3 separate regions of the Homo sapiens genome follow, and all the other regions are linked to region 1. A link is a loop called in an ENCODE intact Hi-C map of the cell type or tissue named here. Cell type or tissue: A673. All regions are shown on one strand.

Region 1 (8,000 bases):
AGGAAAATTGAGACCTGGCCCTGAAGGATCCCATATTATCCAAAGAACTATGCACACAGAAAGCCCAACAACCTTATGCCTTCACCACTGGTATCGTCCAAATTTCAGGATTCTCAGAACTCCACCTAAATGAAGGGGCACAGCTGCAGCCATCAGAAACCCATCTGGGAAATGCAGATGCTATTCCAACATCTGTAAGAAATGAAATATTTGGATCGTTAATTCAAAATATAACTAAGATGGAAACATGTTCTCTTTAAAATGTTTCTTGCTGCAAAGTCCTCTGTCATTTGTTTAGTCCTTTTCCTGTGCAAAGGTGTGTTACCAGCTGCTAAGGGGATCTCTAACTCACATAGTCACCCAAAATAAGCCAACAGTTATTTCCTATCTACATGAATATTGGGAGTTCCAACTGACACCCACATTTGCAATCCTTTAAGACTCAAGGCTGGAGCAGTAAATTCTCAAGCATGCTGCTTACATGACAGACCAAGACACTTTCCCAATAAGAATTCTGAGATTTTTGTCATAGCTTTCCAAAAAAATTATCTTGCTGTCACTCCCCTTTATCTATTCTAATCCACATTCGACCATTATTTTCTCATATGCCTTCTTTAACCAAAAACCTTCCATGACTTCCCTTTTCAGAGAAGGACTCCAAATATCTTGGTACTTGATGTCTTTCTCCACCTGACCTCTACCATTCTCTCCAAACTTAACTTATGTAGTACACTTTCTCACTTAACTATTCCATTTGATCCATCTGCATTTGCCCAAGCATATTCCTGCTTTTAGCCTCCCTGCATGTTGTTTTCTTCACCTAGAAAGACTGCTATGTCAGTCATAGTTCCAGAAGAAGACACGACCAATGAAATCAAAAGCCTTAACAAATTATTTACAGAGATATGGTCTATATTTAGTGAATCACAACAAGGGAAACCTGTTAGCCACTTTTGACCTGCACAGCAAGGGGAGAGAACAGTGTTACCTGGAAGAGGGGCTGTCCAACAAGAGCTTTGGTCAAAGATAGGGGACAATGCAGCTGCTGCCAAGGCCAAGCCAAGAAGGGAGGGGTCAGAAGAAGAAATATCCCAGCCTCTCCGTTCACCTGCTTTTACCTACCATTGGTAGAACCAACAGGAAGCCAGATGGCAAGGAAGCTAGGTGAAGAAGTCCATGGAGGTCAGCATTCCAAGACTCAGGGCAGGGCAGAAAAGAGAAAGAAATATGTGTGTGTGTGTGTGTGTGTGTGTGTGTGTGTGTGTTCATAATCAACACGTAAAACTCTTTTCCTTCCCCAACCAAATTGCCATCTCCACATTTGTGCTCTCTTGTCCCTCTAGGCTCCTTGAAAATGCACTGATGTTGCCTTTATTGTATTTAATGTCTCAATTTTTTATTGCTTCATTATTACCTAATATATTCCACTCTATACTTTTCATCCTGGTTGCAACTGTGAACAAATTATGGGGGAAAGAGTATTTTCTATGGCTTTGCTTTCTCCTATAGTTAAACCAATGCTGTGATCATTAAGATGTTCAACAAGTATATATTGAATGAATGAGGGGGAATAAGTAAGAGTCAGGAGGAAAGTTCTTTGATGGAAAATAATTACTCACTGCCCAAAATTATATGTGAAAGACAAAAATATAGTTAGAATATCATTATACTTTATATCTTAAATTCTGTCAAAAAAGATGCTAACCTCTCTGAAACATACCACCCTGATCTCCCTTTTTACCTTCAATGCTGATTCACTTAGAAAAAAAGCTAATAATTCTCAAAACCAGAGCAGGGATGTGGTCAGAGCTAATGATGTCCCATCCTTCTTCTCGCCTCTTTCAAGTTCTGCCCAATAGAATATACACTGTCCTTGGGCACAGGAAGGAGACTCAATAAATACTGACTTACAATGATGCAGAAAATAGAAGAGTGTGAAAGAAAAGTAGTGTTGAAGGAATTGAATAATATAAATCCTGTCACGATGCAAACAAGCAGTGAGCTATTAAAAGATCCAAGTTCATTTTGATGGCTATAAGAGTCTTCCAGTTGTCTTCAAAACTTGCCTAATTTGCTTTCTCATTTTGAAAACAATTATTTATTTTTAACAGCAATTTATTTTCTGCAAAATCATAAATCATCAATGTTTGTACTACTAATAGTGCAGCTTTGGGAAATTCAAGTAGAAATATACATGACATTCTATAGTAAAGTACTCCAGAAGGATTTAGCAAATTCCATGTGATTAAGGCTATCACTAAAGAGATTTTAAATTAATAAGTGCCTTTAATAAGGTTTACATTTTGGCAGGTGTAACAGGAGAGAAAATATTACTGTGAAAGTTTCAGTAGGAAAAGTGAATATTTGTATAGTCAGGGAAATCGGAAGATAGAGCTGAGAGAAACAGGTGTCAACACTATTGTTAGCTAATTTTCTATAGTAATGTGACTTGGGAAGATTGTTAGATGGAGAAAGCTCATGCCCAGGGAGAGGACATGAAGAAACAGTGCTTGCTGGTGCCTGGGTTAGGAAGACCAAAGGATTTAGGGAGGATGGACAAAACTGGGAGGTGTGGGTAAGAAGGGCAATGGGGAATAAGCAAAAGGGATGCTTCTCCAACAGGGCAGCCTCACACAGTCATGTGCAAGCCCTCTCAGCTCATGACTCAATTGCCAAGGTATTATAAATCTTTTCCTCAAGTGGCTTTTTAAAAACTTTGCTCAAGCATTTTTTCTACAAGGTTATAAGAAGCAGAAATGTTGAGAATTTTTTTAGCCCAAGATAGGTGTTTTCATAATAGATAGATGCCACCCAGAGAGCAGAGAACTTATCCTCTAATACAAAACAAGTTAGTGAGGAGAGTCAGTTTATTGTATTTATATAGCAATGATTCTCAACAAAATCCTGGCTTTCAATGAATCATATTATAGTGGAGAAGAAAGCCCAAGGTTTCCTCCTGTCATTCTGATGAAATCATCTGCAACTCAACTCAGTCCCATGCTGGTATGAGTGCAAATAAATGTCACTGTGAAAAAAAAAAATTTCATCCCTCTGGTGAGCTAAAATTTTTCAGTTGTATGATTTTTTTGAAGCAAATTTCTACAATTGAGAGTTCTCTGAACTTGGAGGAGTGTGTTCTTTTTGCTTAGAAATTTTTCTGATGCTTTTTGAAGCTCACTGAAATTTTCTAAAACTTTATTTGTAAGATTCCAAACCTGGAATTACATGCAAAGTAATCCTAAATAAGGAATAAAAACTTGGGCTTATTTAAACCTATTTGTTTTGGAAGTAAATGAAGGGCACTTTTTATAAATGCAGTGTGTCTTCAAAATATGATTCCTAGTTTCTCTACAGAAGTCCTTCTTAAAGCTGTAGGCTTTTCTACTCCAGCTGTGAGACCAGGAAAGTTGCACCATCGCGATCTCACTGCCCCATCAAAGAGAAGTCCCAGAAGACAAATGGATTTCTTTCCTTGACAACAGCCGAGTCTGCCCTCATGCACACAGAACTGTTTTAAAAGTAAAAAATAAATGTTTATTGAGCTCTTTTGATGTCACAGAAGAATTTACCCACATTTTCTCATCTAATCTTCATAACAGTCCTATGAGGTTGATTTTATCCTCATTTTTACTGATTAAAAAAGCAAGTCTCAGAGAGATTAGGAATTTGAGGCAGAGTAAGGATTTGAACACAGATTTTCCAACTTTAGTCCTCTCTGACTCTACTATAATATGTTTTATATACTAGTTCCCTGCCTGTCAGGTCCAGATGATTCTAAACCCCGCCCCATTGATTAAGAAAACAATTAAGCTCAAATCTTATTTCCTTATCTATGTGGTTCCAGGCTCATCTTCCCAGAAACCCAACCATATTTAAATTATTGCCATGAACGAATGATAATCGCCATCCTCCAGCATTCTCCTTCAGTATTAACAGACTCACAGCAGAAAAGTGAATTTCTACAAGTCATATTTCTTAGTATTCTAAGTTCCCAGAGTTTTCTTCTGTGATAAAGAAGTAGATAGGATTACAAGAAATTCTTTACCCTTCATGGGGAACTTGAGTCCCCAAATTTCTTCCTGGGATTTTAGAAGAACAGCCCCAAGTTTTGAAATGATAAAAAAAAAAAAAAAAATAGAAATAACAGGCTGACTTGGGGAGGAGGGCAGAAAGGAAGAGACAGAGGCTATGTTTGTATCTACTCTTCAACTGGTTCACTATAGCACATTGTAATTCCCTCTTCCTTCCTCCCCATGCCTTGCTCCTGCTGGCTCCCCCTCCCCATACGCACACATCTCCAGATACATTCCATGGTGAGTTCTCCCAGCCCAGAGCAAAACAAATCAAGCAGAACCATATAATTTATTGCACCAAACTGGAATTACCCCCACCCACTTAAAAAATCTGGTTTCATTTCAGGGTAACAGCAGCTCAGCTCTGGCAGGGCTCAGTCAACGTGGGTGATCTGTGACATGTGGCAAAAATATAGAACTCATCAGATTTAATAAAACAAAGTTCCACACGCGATCGGAAGGCCTCTCTCAACAAAGGCCTGGAGGAGTTACTGCCGGCAGTCCCCAGCTTGCAGGAGAATCAACCCCCTCCGAGTCCAAAGCTCCCTCTTCACTCAAAAGTCATGAAAGACCAACAGGCTGTCCCAAGCAGAGGGTGGGGTTGAATGTGGGGGAGTAGAGAACAAATGCTGGTAGAACCAATGCAGTGGTATAGAGTGAGAGAAACCGGGGAGCAGCAGTCAGTGTGGCCACCATGGGGCTGGCGTCTTTCACATCTCTGGCTCTCAGGGTCTGTTTGCATTCCATTGCAGGCAAGAGGTGCCCTCTGCTGTCTACCGGCCACAGTGCACCAGGACATTGTCACTGCTGGTTCCCCAGGGGGAGTCCGAGAAGTGATCGGATGACTGGAAATCCCGCTTCTACTGGAGGGACACTGGACTGTGGTGCAGATGAGCCACTGCCAAAATCTTCCCAGGACAGCTGTGGAAACTCTGAATATCCATGCAGTGGAAGTACCTATTTTAGATAACTCAGTTTTAGAGGCAACCACCAGGAACCTGCGAGCAGTAGGCAAACTCTGAAACCCTCTTCAGAGTCTCACAGCTATCACTTCTTCCTCATAACACAATTACAGCAAGGTGGAGAGGGAGGCAGGGAGAGCCAGAGGCTTCCCAGCTGAGGAGAAACAGAAGATCACTCAGGACCTCGAAACTAAGCTGCCATTGAGACCCTTCTGCAATGGCTCTGCAGGTCCCACCCTCCACTTCTTGGCCCACGTACGCCACTGGTAACTATAATACTAGCATCAATTAATCAACTGCCACTATATCAAGCACCTTACCATGACTCTGAAAGGTGTTGTCTTTCCTGCTTTACAGATTAGGAAGTTAAATTCACGAAGAAGTAGAGTAACCTGCAAAAGACACAAAAATGCCAGAGCCAAGATTCAAACCCAGGTCAGTTTGGCTGCAATCTCCCCACTCTTTCTACCACACTACACTGTCTCATATGCTACTGAACGGTTGACTAAACCCTACTGTGGAAGGTCAGCCAACAAAAGCCTAACCTAGGTCCTATAAAAATGAAGTCAAGCACAGTGAAATAGGATGTCATTGTTGTAGGGGATGTTTTTTGCATGTGTTGTTGTAGCACTGTCACTTTTTCCTATTCTGATGACTTCTGCTCCACGGCTAAATATCCCAGGAAGTCCTGACTCAATCATGTCTATGGCAGCCAGCAAGCTTCACGTTGAGCAAAAACCATGGCAGAATTTTAAAAGACACCAGACTCACAGTTAGAGCCCTGTGTTATTATCTGCTGTGCATCTCACTAGCTCCAAAATCTTGGCCTGGTGAGTCAGTTTGAGTTCCAGCTTTCTTTATAATAAAATACATGTGCTATTTTAGTAAAAGTTTATATGGGGATTACATGAGATTACATATTTATATGCATATGTATGTACATATGTATGAAGGTTTATATTATATATACATATAAAATAGTCAGCTATGTGATATACTAAAGTTAGATATTGTGATGGTTAATACTGAGTGTCAACGTGATGGAATGGAAGGATACAAAGTATTGATCCTGGCTGGGTCTGTGAGGGTGTTGCCAAAGGAGATTAACATTTGAGTCAATGGGCTGGGAAAGGCAGATCCACCCTTAATCCTGGTGGGCATGACTAATCAGCTGCCAGAGAGACTAGAATATAAGCAGGCAGAAAAATGTGAAAAAAGAGACTGGCCTAGCCTCCCAGCCTACATCTTTCTCCTGTGATGGATGCTTCCTGCCCTCGAACATCAGACTCCAAGTTCTTCAGTTTTGGAACTCAGACTGGCTCTCCTTGCTCCTCAGCGTGCAGATGGCCTGTTGTAGGACCTTGTGATCATGTGAGTGAATACTTAATAAACTCCCCTTCATATATATACACATACATATATATACACACACATATATATATACATATATATACACATATATACATATATATACGTGTGTGTGTGTATATATATATATATATATTCCATTAGTTCTGTCCCTCTAGAGAACCCTGACTAATACAGAGCAAACAATGAAAAGAGATTACTTTAAGATTTTTAACATTTAAACTAAACTGATGACATGTTCAATGAATTACCATAAAGGAGGGGCAAATATTATGGTTCTTAAGGAATCCGTAATATTTGTGGCTTGTCTCTCACTTGGGGCATATACTATGGGGAGAAGATATGGCGGGAAGGCAGCTTCTGTAAGACAGCATATGCAATCACTGCTCCAGAGTTCCAGACCAGACTCCTGCTAGCAGCCAGAGCTCCCTGAAGACACCGGGTGGTTCTTCTTCGAGAGTGTTTCACCCTTTCAGCCCTGGATTCAAATCTGAGACTTAGAACAGGTTCCTTGCTGCCATCGTCCATGGTTCTGATCCACCTGGACACAAAAGCCAGGCTGTGTCGGAGACTGAGGAGGAATGAAGGGACCAACTGTCATGCTTCCCTGTAGCCTCATCTCTACTTGTTCCAGGTCCTGACTCCTGTTTGGGTTCCATGTCTTCTGTGACTCTCAGAACCCCAAAATATTATGTGCTGTCGACCGCCTACAATTCCTCACAATTGACTGCATGGACCAACACTTCTTATACTTACTGAAGAGACAGACATACTGCAAATTCAGTGTATTTAAGAATGTTGTGGAATACTCATGCCTCTCTCCTTCAGTGTTCTGATTTTTTTATTGAAAACTCTGTTTTAGTAAGACAGACTTTTCAAAGTGATCATTGGTATGTAACTCAAATCCCCCTGCCTTTTAAAAAATGATCCCAGCTACCCTATAATATGCACTGCTTCTTCTGACATTTTGTACCCATGACAATCTAAGGGTTACTGTCATCTCCCCACTCACCTTTTGCACACCTGTCTCCTCCCAGAACATCTGCTTGAAAATGGCCTTCCCATCAAAGAAGTTGCAGAAGCAAGAGTTTCAGTTTATCCCCTGCTAAATAATCCCTGTGACCTGAGTTGCTCAAGTGAATTTTAGCAACAGAGAAATTCAGTTAGAAGGATGAGTTGTCTTCATTCTACCAACAAGATTATACAAATTACTAAAGTTAACCCTGTATCCATACATTCCAATGAAAAAACAACACTTTAGCGAGTGTGGCATTTTTTTCTACACAATATGTATTGTCTTTAAAGATACGTTTCAATCTTATTTTCATTATCAGCTTCTAATACGTGTGAGTGTATGTGTATGTGTGTGTGTGTGTGTTTAATGACTACTATCGTGAGTCATTTTCAAGACAGCATTTTAGCTGAGTGGTTGAGAGCTTGTAAGCTGGTATCAGACCTGGTTCTAATTCAGCCTTGGTAAGTGACCAGCTGTTGACCTTGGGGTAAGTTACCCAATGCCTTTGAGCCTGTTAGGTGGAAATAAAAATAGAAAAGTCAGATATTTATTGCGAGAATTAAAAGAGGTAATGAATTATTA
Region 2 (8,000 bases), 110 kb before region 1:
AAAAAAAAAAAAAGCATCCAAACTGCATACTGGATTTTAATGCTTTCACTACGTTATTTCCACTTGCATTTCATTAGCCAAAACAGGTCACATGGCCATGCCTGGGTTCAAAGGAAGAGAGAAAGTGTAATTCTCCCATGTCCCTGGAAGCCAGAAATATCTGGCAAATAGCCCTAATGGCGATCACAGGGCTACAACAAATGGCTGTTGGATGCAAAGCACAATTATATGTGCAGAAGGTAGACTTTTTTTATATCCCAGAGAGAAGGAAGAGATGAAGCCTCTATAGAGCAAAATTAGCATAGTGAGACACAAACAGCCCCTCCCTTGCTCTGAGTACACACTCAACTTCACACAGCAATTGATTCAGTATGTGGTTCAAGTTTCAGAATATTATAAATGTAGTGGAGACTTCTGTATCATTCTCAAAGTGCTATTATGAAAGACCATCAGACAGAAAGTAGATTAATTATTACATTAATATCTCCCTCAAAAAATCTGCCTACATCACCAAAAGCCACAAATGGTGAAACTCCCTGATAGGACATACCTCATGCCTCAATCCCCTCCTTGCTATCTTTTTGCATGTGTTTTGGAAGTTTTTTAAATTTTAACATTCTAGTCTCAGATGAAGCATACATTCTAAATTCTGAAACGTGGAGTCTATGTATCATAGTTCATTCCTCATCTCATTTATCTCATCTTCCCTTACATGCCTCTCTGCACAGTGGGAAAACTTTCTTTTGACCCCACTTTCTCCAAAATGGTTCCCTGATTACCCCAGGTCAGAGCACAACCGCCCTTTTTTTTATTGCCAAGCTGTGATGTTTCCATGATTTACACCATTTAACTGTCATTCTTCCCTAGCTGCTTTCTCCAACAGTCTATAAAGTCCTTTGAGAATCATAGGTTGCTAGATGTCTAAATGGGCAAACTGAACACTACATTCTCTCTTCCCAGTCACTGCAAGGACAGGTGGAGTTCCTTCTCAAGGATTTCATCTCTAAGAGCAGTCCGGGAGCATGGCCAGACCCTGGGCTAGGGAGATGGACCAGCAGCTGAGTTAGGTGGATGTATTAGTTTGTCCTCATGCTGCTATAAAGAATTTCCCAAGACTGGGTAATTTATAAAGGAAAGAGGTTTAATTGACTCACAGTTCCACATGCTAGGGTGGCTTCAGGAAACTTAAAATCACGGTGGAAGGGGAAGCAAACACATCCTTCACATGGCGACAGGAGAGAGAAGTGCAGAGCAAAGCAGGCAAAAGCCCCTTATAAAACCATCAGATCTTGTGAAAACTTACTCACTATCACCCAGAACGGCAGCATGGGGGAAACCACCCCCATAATCTAATCACCTCCAATGAGGTCCCTCCCACGACACTTGAGGATTATGGGAACTGCAATTCAAGATGATATTTGGGTGGGGGCGCAGCCAAACCATACCAGTGGGAAAAGATTAGGGCCTCTTTCTCTCTCTCTCTCTCTGTCTCTCACTCTCTCTTTATATATATGTGTGTATATATATACACACATACAAATATATAATACATACATATATATATATAAAAGGAGACATATATATATTTCATCTTACCCTTCCCAGACTGTATCAACCAAAAACCTTTAGGCTGTAAGTACTGGAAACCTTTACTTTATTTCTTTTTTAAGAATGTTTGTTTTAAGGGTAGGGTTAGTTTCAGGCCAGGATTCATCCAGGGACTCAAATGATTTCATCAGGATGTGATTTCTCCTCCTCTGCTTATCTGCCCTCCTTTCTTGCTACTTGCTCAGTGTTGGGCAGATTTTCCTTCATGAGCACACGGTGGACACCAGGAGTTCCAAGGGTCATATCCAGTTCTCAGCAGTCCGAGAAAAGCCCATTGCTTTACACACTGTCCACATCAGGTGTCTCCCCAGTCAACCTGCCAATAAGTGGCCTGGAGGATTAGATATGCAGATTGGATTAGGCTTATCAGGCTTGCCCCTGGGGGTGAGGGTTGGGTTATGTCTACCCAACCCATGGTGGTGGGGGTGCAGGTGATGTTCTGCCAATGGAAATTCAAGGCACTCTGTTATGGAAAAAAGATTGAAAGGATGCCAATAATCCTAACACAGGCTCTCAGCCTGCCTTTCCTAGGTTCTGCTGCTTTTCTTTACTGCTTCAAAATTGGCCTTCCTTTCTTTATCCAGTCTATCACTGATGGACATTTGGGTTGATTCCATGTCTTTGCTATTGTGAATAGTACTGCAATGAACATACATGTGCAAGTATGTTTATAATATAATTATCTGTGGTACATATACACCATAGAATACTATGCAGCCACAAAAAGGAATGAGATTATGTCCTTGGCAGAGACATGGATGGAGCTGTGGGGCATTATCCTCAGCAAAGTAACACAGGAACAGAAAACCAAACACTGTATGTTCTCACTTATAAGTGGGAGCTGAACAATGAGAATACATGGGCACATAGAGAGGGGAACAACACACACTGGGGCCTGTTGTGGGTGGCAGATAAGGGAGGGAGGGAATCAGGAAGAATAGCTAATGGATGCTGGGCTTAATGCTTAGGTGATGGGATGATCTGTGCAGCAAATCATCATGGCACACGTTTACCTATGTAACAAACCTGCACATCCTGCACATGTACCCCAGAACTTAAAATGAGTTGAGAAAAATATAAAAAAGCCTTTCTTTTGTTTCATTCTGTGGGGAAGGGGAAGCGGTGAAGGTAGAAGAAACCTGGTCTCAGTATTCGGTAACAGTGATTACTTCCTGTGTTGGTCCTTCTTAAGCCATATTTCTGTTTTAATGGGGACTTCCTAAAGATCCACTGGTTCAGAAGAAAGATCACTGGCTGGTAGTTTAACATCTAGTGTTGAGTCTCTGCTCAGAGACTTCAGATAACTTACTTTGTGGGCTCGTTCTTTTTATTCATGAATGAAGAAAGATGAACATATCTTCAAGGCATCTCTGGAAGCTATGATTTTATTGTTCTATGAAACTGGGACAGAATTGCAAAAGTTACTTGCTCCATTTCTCATAACTGGCAAGATGTCCCAACTTCATCCTCCCAATTTCAAGGGAGAGGCTCTTTCGAGTATACCACAGCTGACATATTCCAAGACGGATTAGGAAGGTGATGTTAATGGTATTGTTAATCCATTGTATTTGTGGGTAGGGGGGTGTGGTTAAGAAGGCATAGACACCACTCGGTTTTCAAATTGATGAAAGAAATTATATTAAAATTGGTACAAGCACACACCGGGGACTGTTATGGGGTGGGGGGCGGGGCGAGGGATAGCATTAGGAGATATACCTAATGCTAAATGACGAGTTAATGGGTGCAGCACACCAACATGGCACATGTATACATATGTAACAAACCTGCACGTTATGCACATGTACCCTAAAACTTAAAGTATAATAACAATAAAATAAAATAAAATAGGTACAAGCAAGGAAATTTTGACTATTTCTGACCCATGGAGGAAACAAGTTTGGTGTTAGATATACTTGTATCTGGTTTACAGTGAATGTGGGACAGTCATGTGGAAATGCCCAGAAGACATTTAAAATGGAAATGCATCTCGGCAGCTAGGATGGGGCTGAAAAGGTGGAGGCTGAAATGGACTGAATGAAAAGCATCATAGAACGTGGATCAGAGTCCTAGGGGAGATGGCACAGGGGGAGATTCTAAGACTGGAAAGAGTCTACCTTTCAGCGATGAGAGCGGGGCACCATAAAGAGACCTAGAAGAGGAGAATCAGGAAAATTCATGGAAGATTTGCTGAAACCAGATGGGAAGAGACAATTTCTGGATGGCTGGATGAGGGCAAGGGGTAGAGTGAGAACTGAGAGCGCCAAGTGCCTTTGCTCAGGATGGACTTCCACATCTTTCCTGTGAGGGCAGTTTCAGGTCACTGGGTCACTGGGTGGGGGAGGGTTCCAGACAATGATTGTAGGAAGCTAAGGACAAAGTGAGTGTTGAAAGGAAGGTGGTGAACACAGCTGAGGTCAGGCAGCCCCGACTGCCCAGCTGAACAGGAGGGCAAGGGGCTGGGAGTGTGGAAGACATTGAGAAAAGTAAAGGGACCTGAGAACCACAGCTGCGAGGAATAAATGAAGGAAACAACTACATTTGGTTTTTAGAACTTGCCCAGCAGATCTGACTCGCTGACATTAAATTATGCGCACGGCTCCTTGGAAGCACACTGGAACTGGATGTCAAAGCAGTGAGACAGAAAACTGGAACGAACGCTACACAAGATAAACGAAATGAACTTTTGTATTTATTTTGATCCCTCAATACTCCCTGTGGAGACAGTCAACCCTTCAAGGGCCAGGACCCTGTCATCCATCCTCCTTTCGTCTCCCTATTCTGCTTGGCAAAATGTTGTGGAACCCAATGGATCTGGACTTACCAAGGAAAAGGGATGAACCCTCTAAATCAAAGGGATTATTAAGGGGTGAGCAGATATTCCTCCTCAAGAGAAAAACTTGAGAAGTCTATGGACTTCTCAAGGAAAGTGGCATGATTACAAATGGAATTACAAATTCCTTCATTATCCCATAATAAAACTTGAGTGGAAAATACCTTCTCACTTAAAAAAAAATTAATTGGCATTCCACAGATCTTATTTCTTGTGTAAAGAAGTGACCATTTGGGAGGAAGCCAGCCCACTACTGAAACAATCTGCAAAAGCACGTCCTCTTAATCGTCTTTTGTCGAAGAAAAAGGAGAGACAGAATGGATACTTGAAGGGGTGGGGAATGACCTGAAAGTCGCTGTTGCGTTTCCTCCAGGCAGCTTGCTGAAGAGCCCGGCGGCTGTGCTGTCCGTGCTTCCGCCTGGTGGACAGAGTTGGTAATTCTGACTGCTTGGGGACTGTGAGGAAAGGAAAACTTCCTGCTTCCCAATTTTAAAAAAAGAAAAAGAAACAGCAAACATGAGCCAGAAAAGACTGTCCAGTGTAGAGTACCTGTAATGCAGCCGCGACCAGCTTCCTGACAGCTGCAAACACATTCCTTGTGAGGCCACTCTGTAGGCCTGTAAGGCAGAGCAACACTCCTCATGCTGAGTTGGAGAAAAGCAAGGCAGGCGACTGCAGAGGACAGCAGGTGAATCTCTGGTCTCTTGGGGACACAGCCTTTGCTGTGGTTTCAGTCCTGGCATCAGAACTCTTTTTTTTTTTTTTTTTTTTTTTTTCTGGATCTGGGCTGTGTTATCCTGCTGCCCTTTTTGGTTCAGGACTCAGTGATGAAACAATCAGTGACCACAGGGTAGGCAAAACACATTCTGGAGGTTCACTGCTCAGGAAGAGATGTGACAAGTTAATGAGATGCAGCCCAAGTCTCTTCTCCATTGTTTCTCCTGTTTCTTTACAGGCAGCCAAACCATGACAGGAGGTCAGCGTCGGTGGAGGCATGGCTGGTGCGAGCAGACATCAATCACCTTGGGTGGGAGACTGGGTTCTGGCTTCACGTGAAGGTGGAGTCTCTCTCCTATGCTTCACTTCTCTGGAGAAGTATCTCAAAGTCATATCGGCTCAAACACTCAGTCCTTAGCTATTCGCAGCCAAATATCAGTTTAAAAGTGCCCTGTGCTCCTTGTTGCCAGGGCCACCACATTTCTATGACCCTTTTCCGTCACAGCAGAGAAAAACCAAAACAGTCCTCTGCAATTGGTCATTTGGTGTTTCATGAAAAAGAACTGGCAGATAGTTAAACGGCTAAAACCAATGGTTATTAGAAATTTGGGCAGGATCTGTAGATATGCCTTCTCTACTGAACAGAAATGTCCTATCACTTACTGAAATAATTTCATGAAGACAGCTTTGAAGCAGAAAATGAAAAAAAGTATAAATTCCACATAGTAGTGCAAACACAGAGCACTATCTATTGTTTTAAGAAATAACTGACTTTTAAAACCTTCATACAATTTATAAATCAAAATCATTTTTCCCTTGAGAACAATCCAAAAAGAGTAAAGCATTCAAAGCACCAAATTTTCAAAAGACCTATTGGATTTAAAGATTTTATCCAAGGAAATAACTCACTGTATTATTTAAATGGCCATGCAGCTCTTCGAGGCCCAGATGCAAGACACCATCAAAGTAAAAAGTGTTATTAGTAACCCTTGGTGGCCAGCCATCTCCTTCCCCTGCTCTTCCAGGGAAGCATCTGCCTAGTTCCATTTTGTTATTTGATTTCATTATATATTTTTCAGACATCTGCTCCCAGGCTCTCTGAGACAACAGTGAATTCTGCTTAGAGATGAAATTGCACATGAAGGAGAATGTAGAGCAGAATCCCTGAAACCTGATGATCCCTTTAAAGGAGTTTGGAGAACTTCAAGCACAGCCTCTCCACTAAACACCATTCAACTGGAGGCCAAGGAGCCACATTACTGAATTACTCCTTGAAAATAATACAATAGAATAAATGAACAATAGAGAAACCACTCAGCGAATAAGATTCTGTTTATTATGCTGAATTAGATACTCAGCTGTTTGGTTGTAGCAGACTCTGTCAGTGCTCTGCCTCTTGTCTCCTCAGATCCCTCTGCAGTGTGTGTGTGCATGTTGTGTGTGTGTGTTTGTTCTCTCAGCACCTTCCAATTTGTGATTACTCTCATTAGCTAACAACTGTGTCACTTGTTGAAGGGCTGCTCTCAGGCTTCCACTTGGTTGGAAAGGCAGGGAGCATGTGAATTTATGCCTCTTCCACTGCAGACATCCTTAATCAATGACAAACAGGTGTGAAGTATAAATACCCCAGCTCCCTTGCCCTTGATGGAAACTACTCTGAGTGGTAAACTGTGTTGTCTGTAGAGCTTCCGTGCAGGACTGAGCAAAATTTACTGTAGTGGTTTTAAAATATGTCCACAAATTATTTGATGCTCCTCCCTTAAAAAGGTGGAAGCTAATTTTTCTTCTCCTTATATGTAGGCCAGACTTGGTGATTCACTTTTAAAGAATAGAAGATGAGGAGCAATGCTATGTGACTTTCAAGGCTAGGTCATATAAAGAATGGGTTCTGTCTGGCACTCTCTCTTGGACTACACATTCTGGAGAAAACAGCAGCCACATCATGAGGACACTCAAGCAGTCCTGGGAGAGGTCCATGTGGAGAGGAATGAGGTCTTCTGACAACAGCCAGCACTAACTTACCATCCATGTGAGTGAGTGACCTTGGAGGTGGATCCTCCTGCCCCAGATAAGCCTTCAAATGACTGCAGCCCCAGCTGACATCTCAAGTGCAACAACTTGAGAGACCTCCAGGGAGATATACCCAGTCAAGCCACTCATGAAATATTAATCCACGTATACTCAGAGGCATAATAAATATTTATTGTTGTCTTAAGCCACTATGCTTGGGCAGTTTGTTACACAGAAATATATAACTGATACAATTTCTCTCCAAGAGACTGTCCTTAATCCTGCACCTTTGTTTGCCTTCTTCCTTTCCTAATCATGCTTTCCCCTTTATCCCCCTATGGACTTTCCCTAGGAACACTTCCTAATAAATCCCTTTCACAAGAATTGTCTTGGAATCAAGTTCCTGTTTTGGTTAAACCTTCTTGTAAAATAGTCCTCATTCAGGTCCTGTTTCCTGGCTCAAGTTGGCTTTTACTTTTGAAGAATTTTCTAGACTAGTTTTACCTTTTCCCATACTAATTATCCTCAATCCTTTCCTTTACCACCTAGAGCATGGCAACACAATTTCCTCAGTTCATGAACCACAGGTGAGCATGAGGTTGATGTCATGAAAGCAAGCAAAGAGAGGGAAGACCTTTACCTACCCACCAGCTGCCAATGTGAGCATTTCAGCACCTAGCAGACAAACTCCACTCTGCCTCTGCGGTCTCAGAGTGACCCGTGGGAGCTACTAGTTTGGCAGTAGGATGGAAGGTGCCTCTCCTGCCTGGCTGCAACTGCAAGTGGTGAGAGAGTCCTTGTGAGCTTGGGCTGCATTTAAGTCAGACAGCAGTCC
Region 3 (8,000 bases), 700 kb before region 1:
AAGGAAACCAAGAGCTATATTGGGAAAAACTTTGATGCCCCTGACCCTAAGAAAGCGTTACTCTTCATGAAGAAAGAATAAATGTTTGAGGTGGCAGATATCCCAGTTACCCAGATTTGATCATTTCACATTGTATCCTTGTATCAAATATCACATGTACTCCATAAATTAATAAATAAGTTTAATTAAATTAATAAAAATTTTAAAAATTAAAAGTTTCATTCTTTTTGAGAGAATTATGTATTCAATGTCGTGCATTGAAAATGAGTTCCCTAAGTGAAGGCTGCTAAATACAGAAGACATATGTGTATAATCTCAAAATAATAGGTGAAAACCTGAAGATATAAAGGGTTATGTTTGAAGATAGAGTTAAACATATGGTGTCTGCTTTGAAATTCTCTTTCTATATTTGGGCATGATCTTTTTCATAGATATGCAAGCATAGTCTCTTTTTCTTTGACTGTCTGTTTACACGTCATAGTCGCAACCTCCTAGTGAAGAAAAATTTTCCAGTTTTAAAAATTTGCAAGTAAGAAAATAAAATTGTCACAGTGTGAAACTGGATTTTCAATGCAAAGCTGTTATGACAAGAAAAAAACATACAGTTTAAGGCAGATATTTCAAAATTCTATTTTCCTTGAACCAAATTTCACCTTTTTTCCCTCCATTGTTGCTTAAATAATTTTTGAATGCATTCAGATAACAACTTGGAAAAGTGAAATGTTATACTCACACATCAAACAGGCATTCCTTCAATAGGACAATTTTTGTGTTCTGCATTAGAAAGAACAAGACTCCTTTAAGGGGGAACCCTCCCTACTTAAACAATGAAGGCAAGAAAAGGTTACATGCCTTTAGGGCTTTCCTTTCACTATCTTTACCAAAGGAAGACGTACAAAGAGAAGTTAAGCTTCCTTCTACAAGGCAGTGACCATGATGAAGAATTTTTTTTTTTTTTTTTTTAATAGTACTCAGGCCAGATCCTAGTGCAGGTGGGTGTTTTCCAAACAGAATCTGTCTGGTGGAATGAGAAGCACCGTGGAAGTCAGATTCTCCTGCTTTCCATCTGTGGATGTCTGTCATTTGGGGACAATGACCAGCACTATATTTTCTTAACCCAATATGGACAGAGTATGTGTTTGGATTGTATTGTGTGACATCCCCTTCTCTATCGAACAGGCTCAAGAGGGGAGGGGGTGGGGTCTGGCTTTTTAAGGATGGGTCTAATGCGTTCAGCTGTTATCACACTTTGCTGATTGTAATCACTCGTTTTATGGTTTCTTTTCCAGCTGCTCCAAAAATTCATTGCAATATCCTCTAGGTTTATTTTTAATATCCCATAATTCAAAGATCTAAGAAAGAAGAGTTGAAATAGAAATCCATGTCCTGATTCTCTCCCATTTTTTTTTTTCTCTTGGGGAAGAAGGGATTTAGGATTTGGACACATTCCTCAAAATCCTCTCTGGAGAAATGTGTTCTTTTCTTTAGGGAAGGAGCCAGCTTGGAGCACATTCACAGGCTTATTCAATTGATAGAGGAATTGGGAACCGATCCTATGTAAATATACAAAATATTTTAAATTCAAAAAATTAATTCTTTCTTCAGAGCATTTATGTTTAAAATGTTTCCTTTTTGAGTGGTAGCAAAACAATAGTACTCTGTTGGCATTTTAGGATTTCGAGATTCCCTGAATAAAGTATTTGCTCTAAACTCTGTTATCCTAAACTTATTTAGTAAAGGGTAAGAACGTATCGCTCTTTAAACTGCAGAACGCTTTCATGCATGGGAAAACTAAAAGGCAAGGGGATCCCCATATGTGCTGTCTCTGAAAATATCTTGACTTACATTTTAAAATCAACTTATTTCAGGGGAAGTGGACCCTATCAGTTTTCTTTGTTTTCCCCATTTAGTCCTCTGAAGAGCTAGATCTGAGAAATGATTCAGCTAGAATTATAGGTTGCCATTTCTTCATTTTCCACTACATAGCAGCAGCTCCTTTCAGTCATTTTTAAGTCCTTTAAAAGCCCATATGGGGAAGAGGGGGAGGGGACTGCCTGTAAATCATAAGGACCCAGTTTCTTGATTTCAGTGAAGGGTAGTTTTACTGTCCGCTGTCACCACAGCTGTCAGCAGGATGCCTTAAACATCCTAATTGTCACTAGGGATCAGATTGTTCCTTAACTAATTGTTTAGATCAGCTAATCTACATCCATCATCTGCAAAGGGCAGGCAGCCCCAGGCATCCTGTAATTTAGATAAAACTCCTTTTCTGGGTCTAAACACATTGTTTGGGTGACCAAGGGTCAGGTACCAAAAAGCCTACCTAGGGGTGGAACAAGAGTGGAGATTGTATACTGAGGACCCGGTGAGCCTCCAAGCTTACAAGCCCAGACCACCTGCATGTGTCCCACTCAAACAACTGTGAATCAGTAGAAGATTCCATGTCATTGATCGCAATATGCCAAGAGCCCAAACAGAGCAGACAGCCAAGATCACTGCCTGAGTCAGCCCTTGTGTTTGCACTCATATGGGCTTTGAGGTACTCGTTATGACACAAATGTGCTGGGTATTTTTGAGCTATTTGCAAGGCTTTCTTGAGTTATACTTCTAAAAACACATCAACAACAGCGACATAGTATAAATTATATATGCAACACACACATTTCATGTTAGAATGAAGTCTCCCTTCTAAGAACCTCTGCTTTAATAAGCTTTCTAAAACAATTGGTGAATTCGTTATTTTAGACTGTGAGGTAGTTTTTCTTGCATTCATCTGCTCATTCTTCCTTCAATAAAAATTTATTTCAAACTCTCATGAGCTTGGCAAGAAGGTTTTTGTGCCTCAGGAATGCAATTCGTTTAGAAACAAGCCATCCCCTTACATTCATATAGTTCTTATCTCAGAGTGCTTTCAAAATAACTAACGAATCGATTTAAAAGTAAAAAAAAAAAAAAAAAGTAAAAGCAAGCAGGCCTTGAACTGAGCAGAAGTGAAGAGGAGTAGAAAGACAAATGTTTGATAAATGATAAACAAACAAACAAATACAGCCTTCCCAAGAGTGAAATTCAACCATTCATTAAGATAATTTAAGAAAAGGGGTCTAGGGACTTCTAAAAAACAGAACTTTGGAAAACCCTCCACAGTTATCTCACTCATTCAGATTTAGTATAAATCCTATTAATTTTGCAGTAAAGAACCCTACTAATTTTGTTTAGGATGGCCTTTCTCTCACTTTCTTTAGTTTTTCTTTTAATGTAATAGTATACCTATTAATATTTTATAGAAGTACAGTGCTATGAAATGGAATCTGGAAAAATAATAAAAGAACAATTGCTAAATTGTAGCCAGCATTTATTGTGGTTTACCTATTTAGCAGGCATTATTGTAAGCATTTTACAAATAGTAATTCATTTAATTATCACAACAACCCTATGATGTAGGTACTTTTATTATTCCCACTTTGTGGGGAAATTGATTCACAGAGAGGTTAATTTACACAAGATCACAGATTGTGCTGGTGAGATAGCAGAGAATAGCAGTCAAACTTGGGAAAACCTTTTAGAGGAATCAGGTTCTGAAATGGGAATTAAAGGCTGGCAGGAATGGGGGTTTGTTGTCCCACAGAGGCAGATAGACAAGGAACACAGACTTTAGATGCTGGAGGTTTCCGTAAAATTGGATTGGAAAGAAAATGGGCCCCGTCTGGGGCAGAAGAGAAATGACAGCCATAGGGCTGACAGGGACACCAGGGCAGCTACAGTAAGTGATGATCGGCTATGGTCCAGCTTCTGACACTCAGAAATTTCATTTTGTCACTTTCACCTATTACAGCGACTAAAAGAACTTAGGAAATCTATAGACTGCTTTTCTTCCCTGCCCCTGACTGCCATCATTTTCTACAGAATTTTCTTTTCTAGTTGCAAAAGTAGTCTGTATTTATTGTAGAAAATATAAAAAATAAAACACACACATGCCCAGAGGAAAAGAGAAAATTAAAACATTTCTAATTCTACATCCCAGAGATAATCACTTTCAGCATTTTCCATGTATAATTTCAGACATAAAATAAGAAAATTGACTTAAATCTACATAGAACTTTGCCATTTCCTTCCCCTCCCCACAGCTTAGCTTGATGTAGTAAATATTTTTCATGTTTTTATATATCAGTTTTATTAAATTCATTAAATTAAATTAATTTATTTAACAGATCTGCTGTTGATAGTAGATGGTTTCTTTCTCTTGTGTGAGATTATTTTCTTATAGTTTCATGCAAACTCATTAAATCATAATTTATTAACAGATAAAATGATTTTTATATTGCTAAATGCTCTCTGTAGATGTACTGTTTTATCCCTGTGGCAGCATAGACTGAAAAAGCCATTTCCCCACATACCACACCATAGAGATACAGAAGTTTCTAACTTTTGATTTAGAAGCTTTCTCCGAAAGGCAAAGCTGTAACTCAGAGCAAACCCGAGTCACCTCTGAGTGCCACCAACAGGTGGCGATGGCTGCTACCAGGATGGAGGCATTTGACACTTTACGAATTAAAGCAGTCTTCTAGACGTTAACCTTTAAAAGGGATAAATTTTATAAGTAAAAATGGTATTTCTTGTTTGAATTTCGGTTTGGTTATTAAAAAACACTGAATGGTTTTTTGCATGTTCATCTGTACTGCTTTTGCAAATTGTCTTCTCACTTCTTTTGCCCATTCTCTTTATACTGGGGTGTTCATCATTGTCATATTATTTATAAATTATCTTTATGGTCAGTACATTATGAGTATTATTTCAGGTTTACATTTGTCTTTTAATTCATAGTTTTTTAAAACTTGGATAAGGAAGTTATACAGAAGTTTTAAATGTTTATATAGCCATTTCTATTTTATTCCTTAAGATTTGTTTCTTTGCATTCTTAAAAGGGCTCTCTTTACCTCAAAATCAGAAAAATATTCTTCTGCCTTTCCTTTGTTTTTTAAGTACTTAACTTTTTGATGCATCTGTTTTTTATTTCAGTTTAAGGTACTGGGGAGAAAATCGACATTTTTTTTTCCAAAGAGCTAACTGTTTCTGTACCATTTTTAATAATCCCACCTTTCTGTAAAGATTAGAGATATTACCTTAGCCTATAATAAAGCCTTATATCCACTGGAGCCTATTTCAGACCTTTCCATTCTATCCCACTGGAATTTATTTAACTACTAGAGCCACCTGTTTCTTCAAAACACCTTAAGATATTGTAGGGCTGGTCTACCTCATCATTTTTTCTATTTTGTTTTTACTCTTTTAAAATATTGTATTGGATTTGATTTTCAAATTACTATGTTAACACATGTGTCTTAGAATAAATTAAACAGTAGAGCATGGTGTATATATAAAGTTAATAACTTCTCTCTCTCTAGTCCCATCACCAAGGCTTATAGTGTGGTGAATACATTTTTACACTTTTCTCTGTGTTCTTTCTTATGAGCAAATAATAATAATACATGATAGTAAGGAGAATTTCTTTTACCATTGAAACTAAAAACCATTTTTTCACTTAAAAAAGTATTTAGAACACATAAAACAAGGCAGCATTTACTCTTTTTTCTCATCTTCTAGTATGGGATCTCTTGGTGGCCCCTCCACTGTTGCACCATTTCTCTCTGAGCCAATGTTACTGTCACTGGTTCCTTCCTCTGCCATACTGTCGACCCTCTCCTGCCCACTCTCCTTGTCCTCAGTAGATTTGCCTTCTTCACCGTTCTGTTGGCTCTGTTGTTTCTTCAAGGCGTGTCTCCTCTGTCTCTATTGGAATGTTCTCATTGTCTTTTTTTTCCTCGCCTTTGTTGGCCACTGGCTCTTCCTCAGGAATGATGCTGCTCTCACTGCACTAAACTTGCTCTGCTGCCTCCTTCTCCCTTTCCTCCTGCCTTTTGTGGGTCTGTTCCTCTGCCTGTGCCATCTCAGCTACAATTTTCTCCAGATCCATTTCTATCTTCAGACCACACAACCTTTTAAGTTCATTGTTAAATGAATCTGTGCTTTCCAGGAATTTCGCCTTCTCCTGGTGTCGATCCTCTTTTGGAAGAAGTTCAGCTTCTAGTTTTCGCTGATGAACCATTAAGGACTGGACCTGTTGTTTGGGGACCTGCATTCTAGTTGTTGTGACAACTGACTGAACCTCTGGTACCACACTCTCACTAAGGATTTCACTGATGAGGCGGCGGTTTCTCTGGAAACGGACGGTGGCTGTATCTTCATTGAAAAGCCATCATCATAATCAACTGATCTTCAGCAGAGAAGGCTCGTGTAAGGTTCTCCTTTCTCCATGTGAGACTGTTTGGGTTGACTGTCTTCCTCTAAAGCAGCTTCTGCAAGACTTTTTGCATTTATGTAAGCGAGGTACACGGGGGAATTATGATGGGCGTTCATAGATTCATTGTACTCTATCTTTTCTACTTCATATTCGTTTAAATATTGTTTCTCTTCATCAGCAAGATCTTGCCACATGCCAGCAATAATCTTGCCAATTTCCCACAACTTTACGTCAGGGTTGGAAGCCTTTACTTGGTCCCAGACCTTTCTGCTGTACCTCATGTAGGGCATCAGCGGCTTATCTGGTGGCTTTGGGGGTTTTGGAATCGTAATACTGGAGGACCCCCTGACCCGGCTGTTGGTGGCTGGGTTCCCTCCCAGCCTGTAGTTGCTGTAGGCAAGATGACAGTATGGATTGTATCCTGCAAACGCTGGTGTGCTGGGCATCTGTGTTGCAGAAGCTGGGGTGGGAGATGGGGCATAAGATGGTCTTTTTGGCATTTTGGAAGATTAAATTCTCAGTTCCTTAAGAATGAATCTGAGACACCGCAGGTAGACAAAGCGCTGGCAGCTCCGGCTTCGCTTTTCTTTGTCCCATGCACGCCCCCACTAATGAGAATATTTATCGAGAGCAAGACATTGTTCTAAGCACCCTACCTGAATGATTTCCTTTACTTTTTATCATAAACATATGAAGTAGATATTATTGTCATCATCAATACGCAGATGAGCAAACTGAATCGCTGGTAGTCTAAATAACCTACCCACGTCACATACTGTAGTTAGTAAGTGGTGGGACCCAGATTAAATCCAAGCAGACAGGTTCCAGAGCCTGAGCTTTAGAACCTGTCTGCTTATCTATCAAATGTCTTTGATAGACATTTAGACTGTCCTTATTTCTTGACCACCCTCCAACAATGCTGCTATTAGCATTTCTGTATACAAATTCTTTCATACCGGTAATTTTATTTCTGGCCTATAGTTTCTCAGAAATGATATTGCTGGATCTTAGGGCACATGATTTTATTTAATAGACATGACCAGATTAGTTTTCACAATGGATACACTAATGAATACTCCCACATATGAAATGTTCTCACAAACCCTCTTTTTGCTCTTTCTTCCATATTGAAGCCCCAGCATGTGCCCAGCGTTGTTCTCAGCACTGGGATGTGAAGGTGGTCAAAGCAGATGTGGGTCCTGCTCTTGAGGGGCCACAGCTTTCGCTCACACAAGATATCATTCTCTTTCTCCATTCCTCCGAAGCACCACAAGCAAACACAACAGAGAGTACCCCACAGGGAACAACTTAAAGATGAACACAAAATGACTAACTATTTTCTTAACCTGCCCTGTCCTTCCACACCACTACCTACACAATCCTCCCTTCACTCGGACCATTCTCTCTCCTGAGTCAGTCATCTGCCACATTTCCAGGACCTCTGATCTTACAAATCTCCAGGAAGGACTTTCCAAACGAAGGATGATTTACCTTTCTGTTTCCTGTTTTTCCTCTCAGGCCCCACCCAGGGAACCTCCTTTGAACAACAATAAGAACATCAGCAAGTGTAGACCATGGCCTGCCTGCCTTTCCTTCCCTCCCTCCCTCCGTCCCTCCCTCCCTTCCTTCCTTCCCTCCTTCCTTCCTTCCTTCCTTCCATCCTTCCTTCCTTTCTTCCTTCCCTCCCTCCCTCCCTCCCTCC

What was found. A loop is a pair of places that touch in the nucleus more often than their neighbours do. Peaks named below come from ENCODE experiments on the same cell type or tissue, not always from the same donor. Only the 100,000 strongest peaks of a DNase experiment are listed, where the experiment ranks them.
Region 2: it touches region 1 in a loop (7-fold over the local background); 11 of 110 quality-filtered maps call a loop at or near these places.
Region 3: a loop joins it to region 1, with 9 times the contacts of the local background. A loop is called at or near these places in 19 of 110 quality-filtered maps.

What each region holds. Positions count from the first base shown.
Region 1 is chr6:85,122,263-85,130,262 of GRCh38, forward strand. No RefSeq gene overlaps it. Among named protein-coding and RNA genes, the nearest start is that of LINC02535, 280 kb to the right of the region's middle. In A673, a CTCF peak has its summit at 4,847 (motif pointing left); a DNase peak (open chromatin) is centred at 4,809; H3K27ac peaks cover 2,128 bases.
Region 2 is chr6:85,010,745-85,018,744 of GRCh38, forward strand. No RefSeq gene overlaps it. Among named protein-coding and RNA genes, the nearest start is that of TBX18, 250 kb to the left of the region's middle. In A673, CTCF peaks have their summits at 4,868 (motif pointing left) and 5,071; a DNase peak (open chromatin) is centred at 4,827.
Region 3 is chr6:84,424,004-84,432,003 of GRCh38, forward strand. The region is part of intron 4 of LINC01611 (long intergenic non-protein coding RNA 1611); the gene reads right to left. All of the region lies in intron 1 of LOC107986620 (a long non-coding RNA gene), which reads left to right. It also overlaps the pseudogene SMARCE1P2. Among named protein-coding and RNA genes, the nearest start is that of LINC01611, 47 kb to the right of the region's middle. RefSeq lists an enhancer at 553-1,118. In A673, a CTCF peak has its summit at 4,488 (motif pointing right); a DNase peak (open chromatin) is centred at 4,508; H3K27me3 peaks cover 963 bases.